Regions from separate parts of the Homo sapiens genome. Here regions 2 and 3 are each linked to region 1. The links are chromatin contacts, found by Hi-C or POLR2A ChIA-PET in ENCODE. All regions are on one chromosome and are shown on one strand. Each heading gives the region's core, a stretch centred on a gene start or an enhancer-like site at or near the end of the contact. The rest is flanking DNA. Distances are from core to core; before and after follow the strand shown. Region 1 holds the start of SMAD4 (SMAD family member 4). Region 2 overlaps POLI (DNA polymerase iota). Region 3 overlaps TCF4 (transcription factor 4).

Region 1 (3,317 bases), core at 558-3,057:
TGCTGAGACTCTTCCCGTTGCTGGCTTCGAAGAGGCAAGCTGCCATATTGTTAGCTTCCCTATGGAGAGCACCACATGGCAAGGAACAGAGGGGGTCTCCAGCCAACAGCCTGCAAAGGACTAAGGCCCTCAGTCCTGTAGCCTGCAAGGAACTGAATGGTGCCAACAACCACATGAACTTGGAAGCAGATCCTTTGTTCCAGCCTCACTTTGTAGAGGACCCAGCTAAGCCATGCCTGGAATCCTGACTCAGAGAATCTGTAAGATCATAAATGTTTGTTGTTTTAGGCTTCTATATTTGTGGTGAGATTGTTATACAGCAATAGGTAACTAATACAGACGGAATAGAAGAAGTTTAGTTATAACAATGTCTCAATTTCTTAAAAACTTCTTCTGAGGTATATTACCTAAGATTCACATATTGATCTGTTACCAAATCATGTTTTGTAATCTATCAGCTGACAGATCTTCCTTCAGTTTTGTTGACAGAAAAGATTTGAAAACTATCTGACTTGAAAAATAATTTAATATCCATTCACTAAGGTCATTTACTTTCTCAGCATAGATACCGATTTTTGAATTGTCCCTTTTGGATTGCTGGGGAGGTTCTGCATTGATCCCATGCACCTTAGTAGTGGGTGAGAATTTTGACTTTCTTCTGTAAGGTGGGAGGACAGTTTTGAAAGGGGATGCTGTGTCCTCAGCTCCTTTCTCAAGCTGGGCAAGTTTAGAAAATAGAATATATAGCAATGGAAGATGTGGAAATGAATTCCCTTAAAACTGGTCTCCATAAACCCCAGGGGTAAGAGAACACCAGTTTGGAGCTTTAGGGGCTTTCTGGTCAAAGAGGGAATGGCCCAGGCGGTGATGTGGAGGATAGAATGAAGCACTGAGTATGAGTGGCGAAGGCGTACGGTGGGTGTAGAGATTTTCTGGGCGACGTGACCTAAGAAATGACTTTAGAACTGGCTAATCATTGGTTTTGGAGGGACTAAAAGTAGTTCCTGGTTGGTGAAAATAAATCATTAATGCGTTTTAAATGAAAAAGAAATGCATGCGTCTTGTAAAAAATGTGAAATAAAAGAGGCATAAAGTCAAAAGCAGAGCCTATGCCTTCCCCCACCAAACAAACAGGTAACCTAGTTAACAGGTGTGTCGTAGGATTCGAAGTTCGCCTCCAGCTCCGAGAGTGCGCCTACATCTCTTCCAACAAAATCCACTCACACTTGCAACGCCTGGCAAGGCTCTTCAATATGTGATTCCTTGACTGTCCTGTGCGTCTCTCGAGTGTAAACACCTCTGGGGCTCGTGATTCGGGGCTGCCAGAAAGAGAAGGAAGGTGCCGCCAGCGTCTGTTTCTTCCCGAAGTGAACTCCTACAACCTAGCCACCTTCTCCCCAGAGCTGTCGACTGGCTGTTGAAGGCCAATTTTTGTGCCTACGCAGGTCCTCAACACAGAACAAAACAAAAAAACAACAAAGGCCGGGCTAATAGCTATTTATAAACACTTACTGGACGCCCACTCTACGCCGAGCTCTCCCGCGCTCCTTGGATACTTTTTTGCAACGAGATGCCAATTTCCCCGGCGACCACTCCCTCAAACAGGCCTTCGCCTCCGCCCGCGCTGAGGCCCAGGCCCAGGTCCAGATTCAGAGCCGCCCGCCGGCTGGCGCTGCCCTGTAGGCGCCTGCGCAGAGCGACCCTCCCCGTCACTCGGAGCGGGAGGCGGGGGCAGCCGGGAGAAAGGAAAGCTGCGGGGGAAAAGGGCCAAACCCTGAAATTACCCGGATGTGGTCCCCGCGCGCGCATGCTCAGTGGCTTCTCGACAAGTTGGCAGCAACAACACGGCCCTGGTCGTCGTCGCCGCTGCGGTAACGGAGCGGTTTGGGTGGCGGAGCCTGCGTTCGCGCCTTCCCGCTCTCCTCGGGAGGCCCTTCCTGCTCTCCCCTAGGCTCCGCGGCCGCCCAGGGGGTGGGAGCGGGTGAGGGGAGCCAGGCGCCCAGCGAGAGAGGCCCCCCGCCGCAGGGCGGCCCGGGAGCTCGAGGCGGTCCGGCCCGCGCGGGCAGCGGCGCGGCGCTGAGGAGGGGCGGCCTGGCCGGGACGCCTCGGGGCGGGGGCCGAGGAGCTCTCCGGGCCGCCGGGGAAAGCTACGGGCCCGGTGCGTCCGCGGACCAGCAGCGCGGGAGAGCGGACTCCCCTCGCCACCGCCCGAGCCCAGGTAACCGCGCCATGTCCCCTCCCCTTCCCCCGGCCGGGCCCGCGCACCCCGCCTGTGGCTTCCCCGCCCCGGGGCGGGCTCCCGACGACGGCGGCGGCGGCGGCGGCGGCTGGGAGCGCGCGGAATCCTCTGGGAGGGCGACCGCGGCGGCCTGACGAGCCGGGCCGGGCGGGCCGGCTGAATGCCGGGCGGCGGTGCCTCGCGTCCCTCGGGCCCCCAGCTCCGCTTGCAGCTCGTGGGAGAATCAAGTTAAACTCGGACGGGACTCCTGCCGCGGCCGCCGCTCCTCTTTGTTGTTCTCAGTAGTTTCACGGTCGCCCCGGCTGAGCGCGTTGGGTCGGCTGGAATGTGTTGCCTTAGGGTCTAAGTGAAAGTTGTAAATTGTTTGTCTAAATTTATTTTCTCCAGCCAATTTCTGTTTTGTCTTTGTCCCCTACTTTCTCTTCCTAGTCTTGTCATGCCAGTTTACGCTTCTGGCTTTGATATGTTTACTTTTTGAGTACTGAGAGTGACAGCGGTATGCAGGACACATTCTTAGCACCTAACTGAACCCCTCCTTGCCCCCAATAAAACATGCTTCCTAATAAAAGACACAGCTGATCTTACTGTTAGCACTGCATGTACTGACAGTGAAATTGGTGTAGGGTGGAGGGCGGTGGCTCCATCACTTGTCCCAAACTGCTGTTAGGATTTCTCAAACTAGATTTTCAAAGACACAAGTGTGTTTAGTTAACCTGAAAGGTTTATTTGCTGGTGCAGAGGCTTTAAAAAGCCCTGTTGAAGATTGATAGCTGTTTCCCTTCAAAAACCTAAGTACGTTTGTTTTTATTTAAAAAAACACATTTATTTCCCAATTAGTTTCTTAATGCATTTAGTTTTTGCACCGTAGTTTAAGGTGGAATTGCCAGTTATTTAGGAATAATAAACACAACAGGATAATAGCGGAATTACCCTGAATTGACTTTCTGCAAACATATAATCTTAGCTAATTTTTGTTAGTAACCTTTGACTTTTGCCAGAATTAGCATCCTTCTAGTCTTAGTAGCAGCTTGGTTACTCGGGTGTTTTAAGAAGTAGGTTCACTCCTTTTTGCTGGCAA
Region 2 (3,655 bases), core at 336-2,835, 3.3 Mb after region 1:
AAGTCCTAGGTGATTAAGAACTCTTGCCATAATCATACAATAAAGCTTGGAGTTGGTACTAGAGCTTTAGAGTTTTCATAACTTTGAATTATTTTATATTAACTGTTTTATATTAACTGTTAATACAGTAATATTTTATATTAACTTTCTAGTGAGTACAATAGCTTGCAGATAAAAAACTGTTAATATAAAAGTGAACTAAATGGCTCAAACTAAGGACAAGAGGTAAGTTAGTGAAGAATGTATTGAATATTTATTTGACTGTACACTGATAATAATTAGATATAGTTATTTGAGTTTGTGCTAATCCTTATTTATGCTTCTTTGATAGTCCTTTAGTGAAGAAGATTCATTTAAAAAATGTTCATCTGAAGTTGAAGCTAAAAATAAGATTGAAGAACTACTTGCTAGTCTTTTAAACAGGTGATTTTCAATCCATTTTGCCAAGTCATCCTATGTATTCATTCTATATACGGTATGTGGAAAGAATATTTGATGTTCCATCTTGGAACTGACAGATTATCTGGAGACTAAACAATGTAAAAATAATTTATCATGGGATTTCTCTGCTTTATAAACTGTTGTAAAGATGGTAATAGGGGGTCTTACCTAAATTGAATTCATTGGTCTTAATTCTGTTAACACTGTGGTTATGCTATGGATCTAAAGCTGCAGATAGTTACCTAAAGGGGTTTTATGGATATTTCTAACATTTCTAGACTTATTCTGGTCTTCAGGTGAGAAGAAGAAGTTTTAATTTTTCCCTGTGGCAATTGCAAAGCCTCTGCCCTCAACCTAATAGTTAGTTGCATTTCATTAAGTTAGTACCATGCTAAATACAAATACATGCGAAATACAAAACCCGTGAAATTAACCATTTATCTGTGCCTCTGCTAATAGTTACTTGCATTTCATTAAGAAGAAAAAAATGCAAAGAGGAATAATACTGTCATAATTCTAAAACTCCTGATACAGGAACAACTATATAAATTTGTGATTGTTGAGGATAGGAAATTATTAAAGTAACAGTGATGGAAGAAGCAGAAGAACCCTTGTATCTCTTTTGCCTCAGACTGTAAAATAAAATGGAGTCGAAGGAAAGAATGGCTAGCTGGCGCTGTGTGTGAGTAGGGTGAGTGACTGCAGGTGTGTGCAGGGTTTCTGATCTGTATGTAAAGAGTATCAACTGGGGTTATAAATATATGAGTAGTACAAGATAAACTGAAAAGGAAATTTAATTTTGTGGTGCTCCTTGTCATTATACATGTATTTCTCAATATTCCATATTCCACAGATGAGTATTATCTGTTTTCGTCCCATTTCTTTGTTTCTCCTCTTCTTGTTAGAAATTTCTCAAATTGTGGTTTCAGGGCTCTAACAGTTTAGAGTAGGTGTGCTTCTCTAATGATTCTAGGAGGACTAACTGTATTTAGAGAAAATGGTTTTTGGTTGGTTCTAAGTCTGAGAAAACTGAAGAAGTGAAATTTCCTCCAACTTTGCTGTCGTGTGCAATGTGGCACTCAAATGTCTTGAGCAGAGCCATGCAGCTCATTGTTGGCTGCATGCAGCTGGGGCTGGCTGTATGACTGGCCTCCCGTGATATGACTCAGGCTGGGCCTGCGAGTATGCTAGTGAAACTGGGTCATTTGCTTCAGCTAAATAGAAGACTACCCTGAAATGCCTAACCTTTGGAGACAGTTCTTCACATAGAAAAACCACAAGAAGTATAAGTTTTACAGGTTCTCTTATTTGAAGAGTCAACCCAGAAGTGAGACCAGGTGCTCTAAACCTGTGACATACAAAACCTGTGAAATTAACCATTTGTCTGTATCTCTGCTTCCCGGCTCCTTTTCTCCCACACCACGGGCCCTTATTTCAGTGACTGAATTATAACACCATCTAAGTGACTTGCAAAAAAAAAAATTACAGGAGTGTGTGTGTGTGTGTGTGTGTGTGTGTGTGTGTATTTGTGTATAATTAGTTTTGTTTTCTCTAGAGTATGTTATGATTAATACTATAGGTATGTAAGAAATGTAAAACCGTATTATTTTTAATCCATCCTCTAGGCACTAGTTTAAGATTGCTTACGATACAGCCTTTTTCTAATGTGTCTTAATTAGCATATCATACTCTTTGAATTGCATAATTAATATAACACGTTTAACTGGAAGATATTTAAACTAGTAACCATTTAAGGTATTTTATCCTAGTTAAGCAGCCATCGAGAAGTTTTGTCACAAAGCAGTAAGAGATAGAAAAAATTATTTACTACAGAACTATTTAATTTTTTATGTTTTTGCGATAGGGTCTTGCTCTGTCACCCAGGCTGGATGGCAGTAGTGCAGTTAGGGCTCACTGCAGCCTCAGCCTCCTGGGCTCAAGCAATCCTCCCACCTCAACCGCCAGAATAGCTGGGAAGGCACCTGCCATCAAGCCTAGCTAATTTTTAAATTTTTGTAGATGAGGTCTTGCTATGTTGCCCAGGCTGGTCTTGAACTCCTGGGCTCAAGTGATCCTCCCACCTCAACTTCCCAAAGTGTTGGGATTACAGGTACGAGGCACCGTGCCTGGCCCAGAACTATTTTTTTCAGATCAGAATCTTCAAGTTGAGTGTGTTTAACAATGTGCAATACTTGCATTTTATGTTTGAGATTTGGTTTTATATGCATTGCCATGTGTATAAAAAGGGAAATGTTATCCTTTAATGACATTTTTTCCAGTACTACTTAAGTGAATTTGTCATATCACTAAAACCTTTGTTTCAACACCAAAACCAAGACATTTGCATGAAACTCTTCTAAAAAATGCATGTACTCATATTGTATATTAATTATATACTAAATATAGTATATGCTCTTTTAAGATATTGCTCTAATAAGCTATCATATAATGGTAATAGTGATTACTCTTTAACAAAAGTAATGTCATTTTGTAAAAAAAAATCTTTTTTTTGGTAATCTCGTAAGAAAAAAGTTTGAAAAAAGTTCTTTTGTTATTTTTCACTTATTTGCTTTTGTCAGTGAATGATTCAGTTTCTTAAATTTCCTGCTGATTTTAATTTGTTGCCTTTTGGTTAGGTGTGTTGGCTTACGTCTGTAATCCCAGCATTTTGGGAGGCTGAGGTGGGGGGATCACCTGAGGTCAGGAGTTCGAGACCAGCCTGGCCAACATGGCAAAACCACCTCTCTACTAAAAATACAAAAATTAGCCAGGTGTGGTCACACATGCCTGTAGTCCCAGCTACTCAGGAGGCTGAGGCAGGAGAATTGCTTGAACCTGGGAGGTGAAGGTTGCAGTGAGCTGAGATTGTGCCACCACATTCCAGCCTGGGCAACAGAGTGAGACTCCATCTCAAAAAAAAAAAAATTGGTTGCTTTTAGTTTTGTTTTGGATCTGTATTATAAAACAGTTTGTTATGATTGTATCTTATATCTCTTCTATTTCTGACAGCACTCAATTCTGAGTGAGGCCTGAGAGCTTGACATCTAAACATTCAGAGTTTTAGTGCATAGACTTTGTGATGATTATTTGGATACTCAGGGACCTTTATTGCTTACTATTTTGTTATCTGCTATATGTATAATTGTCATATTTAACAAAATCTGGCACCTTTAGATAAATGAGATGTTACATAATTTAAAAAGGTAATACTTTT
Region 3 (3,505 bases), core at 576-3,075, 4.3 Mb after region 1:
TGGAGCAAAGATATTCAATCACAAATCTTTTTGGAGCACCAAACACGACTGGCCTGAGAATTATGTATGTACTTAAAAATATAATTTCTGCTGATGTGTTAGTACTCAAATCTATGTTCTCATCTTTAAACTTAGAGGAATAGTAAATGTTGCCAAGCCAAGGAATAGGAGGTTACCCTTGTCCATTGAAAAAAGGAGTATAGTTTATTTAGAAGCTAAACTAATTGGTATTTTTTGCTCTCCAGCAGGAGTCACTCCTAACAAAAAATTTAATTCATAAGCTAAATTAAGGCTGATGTTTAGTTAGTAGATGCATATATATGGAATGTTATAAAAAATTGTAATAAATGGTGATAGCTTAGACCCAACAAAGGATCCATGTGTCATATTCAACTTAAAACTGCAATGACAAAAATCCCTAATAGGTATGAGTACAACTTCATAAAAGATCTAATTACTAACAGGAGGACGCAGACAGACAGACACACACACACAGAATTTATTCTGATGACAATAACTTGAGACAGCCTTGCAATTTAATAATGAACACCAACAAACCTCTTACGTGTATATTCCCATATTTCTTTGTATTGAAATCTTAAGACTATGAAATAACTGTTTTCTTATTAAGCAATTAAGATTTTTACTTTTTCAATTGGGATCCTAATTATTTTAAATTTTTTTTCAATATACACACGTATCTGGAGAAAATATTTATCTCAGATAAACACACTTATCGGATAAGTAGAAAATATACTTATCTGAAGTAAATCCATATTACACCAAGAAGTCAGATAAAGCACAAATCATCTCAATCTTTTTAGTGGCATGAACTTATTTTCTTGGCATCATTTAGATATTCTCAGGTAAAATACTTTTAACTATTTACATGGTTCAAATATGGACACATTTAGTTTGGAAGATGCTTTTATCACAGAAAAGTATCAAAATATCAGCGTAAACTGTGAAATCTAATTTTATTTGTGTCTTTTTTAGTGACTTCCTATGTTATCTTGAATTGGTTATTTTTATATGGCCTGGGTTCATATGTAGACATTCAAATGGTTTATCACATGATCAAATATTTATTTTCTGAGTGACTGGTCAGATAGCTTGTATTCATATTGATTATAAAGTAATTCACATTGATTACTAAGGTAAGCAATGGGTTGTTTTTTAACTAGATTTTTGATCCATAAGTAAATATTTGACTTCTACCTTTCTGTGGCACTATTTCCCTTTAGAAGAAAGAAGAGACTTCTCATTTTGCTTTATGTGGCATTATAAAAACTCACACAGACATATATGGTTTGGAGAGACAGCAGCATGCAAAATAGATGCAAAAACCAGATTCTCAAATTTCAGTATACAGTGAAATCTGATCAGATTCATTTCCCCACTTTTCCACATATTTTCATGTCTGAGGTAAAGAATTCAATGAGTATGCCATTATCTACATGAACATAACATCTTCTAGGAAATTCAACAAACCAGAGATACAAAATGGCATCACCCTGCAAACAAGGTAAAATGTAGCTAATAGCATTATGTGATATGGCAAAGTGTAATACCAAGTAGCAAGACCAGAATATATAGATTTTTAGGTTTAATTACACTGGAACCTACACATTTGACTCAAAGTGAAATTCACTTCTTCCTTCCTCAATTTTTTGCAAAGTAACTGCAAAAGTCATAAATTTACTACTAAATCTCTCAAATATTAAATGAAATTAGGCAAACATAGTGCAATTGACACATCTGAAGACTAGATGTGATTTTTATTTAAGGAGAAAAGACTTCATTATGCCTCTTATTTTTCCCCAGGCCGTCAATCTTTTTCCCTTGGGATAAGTGGAATGTTCTTAAAAAAAAAAAAATAACAAACCCTTATCCTAACCCAGTGTAATCCATAGCCAGTCTCCAAGTTTGATACAAAAACAAACCATTTCTATTTTGGTACAATGAGGAAGCATCACACTGGACAATGTAAAAACAGAGATGGAGGAAGTTGACTCAGATTGCTGCACTTCCTAGATGAAGCTGGTTAGCGAGCTTACCACAATCACCTGAGTCAAATGAAATTCGAGGACAATTGTTTTTTTCCCTCAAAATGGTACACGTGTAAATGAATTCCCAAAAAGTTAGAGGGGAAATCCTGGTTATGTTTATTTGTCTGGATGAAGGATGATAGTTGAGAAACTTTTAACAAAAAATGGATGGATGAAGCTGACTGGAATCTCAGCACAGGATGTTCTCAATTTTAAAAAATTTGTGAATAAATATCAGGCTTCCCAATGCATTGCTCGATAATCAGAGGGGAAATGTGATTATTACAATGAAAATGGTTTTCATTCTAAATGAACTAATTATCTAGGGTTTATTAACCCTCTTTGGGGGTGAAGATTCTAGCAATTTCCTGAGGTTTCTAACTGTTGATTACCTTTGTTCTTTCACATCATGGAGCAATAGGACAACTTGCTAGGCAGAGAACAAACAATTGTCAAATACTTTAAATGGCCACCTCTGACAAACGGAATGAAAAGAGTAGGTATAAAGGAAAAACAAAACATAAATTTTAAAATGCAAGTGAATGACCATACAGTGAGAGCATCCAACGTACATCCATCACTGAAGTGCCTTTTCAAGTTCGTGTTTAGCAGATCTAAGTTCCCTCAAGGCCAATCGATAGCCTAAAGCTTAAGCAGGTCATTGGTCCATTCCTAATCTAAATATGGTGTTCTTTAACTCAAAATAAACTTGAATTTTAACGACTGAGTTTTCAAAATAAGCACTCTCTTCATTCTGTTAATCAAAAGCACTTATATACCCACCCCACACATAAACACAGACACGACCAGGAAGGAACAGGTGAGACAAGTTTTGCATCATCTTCTATTAAAAGACAACAACTTAGAGTAAATCCCACGAGTAATCTAAAAGACTTTTTTTAAAGAGATAATGTGCAATTTTAAAAAATTCTGGGTTTTCATTAAATAACAGTGAAAGAAATTCATAAACTTTTATTGAGCATAAACAGTACTAAAATAAGAATGATTTGGGAAAAAAATTGATATTGATAAATTTTGGCTTTTAACATTAACCCAGCTGAATCAGGTATGGGTGATGAGTGAGAAAAAGTACTGTGGCAGTATTGGTCTTATTTCCTTCATTTATGGTTGGGCCAAAAATTGATGTAAAAGTCATCAACTAGCTTTACTGACAGCAATGCCAAAGGCCAAATTATGGTGCTTACCAACCAAAGACATGAAAATTGTCTCTATTTGTTTGACAGGGGTATTTGTTTTCAACAATGTCAGCACTTTGACCTCTTCAGGCATGATTATCAAATGCATTTTGAACATAAAACAACTTTAGCATTTCTAAATATGAGTCAAAAGGACAAACAGGTCAACTCTCACCCTTCCCTCTAGTTGAAGATATCCCTTACTGCCGAGTGGGTTGTGTTCTCTAACATCTGTTCAAGAACTGAATGCCACATTCTTTA

Evidence for each region. Hi-C counts contacts between places; a loop is a spot of excess contacts on that map. ChIA-PET counts read pairs that join two places held with the same protein, here RNA polymerase II (POLR2A). Pooled maps may share reads with other maps.
Region 2: a pooled map shows a loop between it and region 1 (4-fold over the local background). The contact joins the enhancer-like site here to the promoter of SMAD4 in region 1. A Hi-C loop is called at or near these places in 1 of 168 maps with a recorded cell type or tissue (naive thymus-derived CD4-positive, alpha-beta T cell) and 2 of 50 pooled maps. POLR2A ChIA-PET finds 5 or more read pairs at or near these places in 2 of 52 experiments (CD4-positive, alpha-beta T cell and activated T-cell).
Region 3: a map of uterus shows a loop between it and region 1 (23-fold over the local background). The contact joins the enhancer-like site here to the promoter of SMAD4 in region 1. A Hi-C loop is called at or near these places in 1 of 168 maps with a recorded cell type or tissue (uterus) and 4 of 50 pooled maps. POLR2A ChIA-PET finds 5 or more read pairs at or near these places in 1 of 52 experiments (WTC11).

The regions. Positions count from the first base shown.
Region 1 is chr18:51,028,406-51,031,722 of GRCh38, forward strand. It overlaps SMAD4 (SMAD family member 4), which reads left to right and starts at 1,808. Exons shown (of 12, transcript NM_005359.6): 1 at 1,808-2,218. LOC107985152 (a long non-coding RNA gene) reads right to left here and starts at 1,689. Exons shown (of 4, transcript XR_007066370.1): 1 at 1,513-1,689. RefSeq lists enhancers at 1,393-1,562, 1,419-2,037 and a silencer at 1,843-2,422.
Region 2 is chr18:54,283,591-54,287,245 of GRCh38, forward strand. It overlaps POLI (DNA polymerase iota), which reads left to right. Exons shown (of 10, transcript NM_007195.3): 7 at 332-423. Among named protein-coding and RNA genes, the nearest start is that of POLI, 16 kb to the left of the region's middle. RefSeq lists an enhancer at 1,620-1,809. Within about 2 kb of position 1,586, at least 4 of the 41 ENCODE cell types and tissues checked have a DNase peak (open chromatin) inside an H3K27ac peak, as active enhancers do.
Region 3 is chr18:55,326,518-55,330,022 of GRCh38, forward strand. All of the region lies in intron 8 of TCF4 (transcription factor 4), which reads right to left. Among named protein-coding and RNA genes, the nearest start is that of TCF4-AS1, 120 kb to the right of the region's middle. Within about 2 kb of position 1,826, at least 3 of the 41 ENCODE cell types and tissues checked have a DNase peak (open chromatin) inside an H3K27ac peak, as active enhancers do.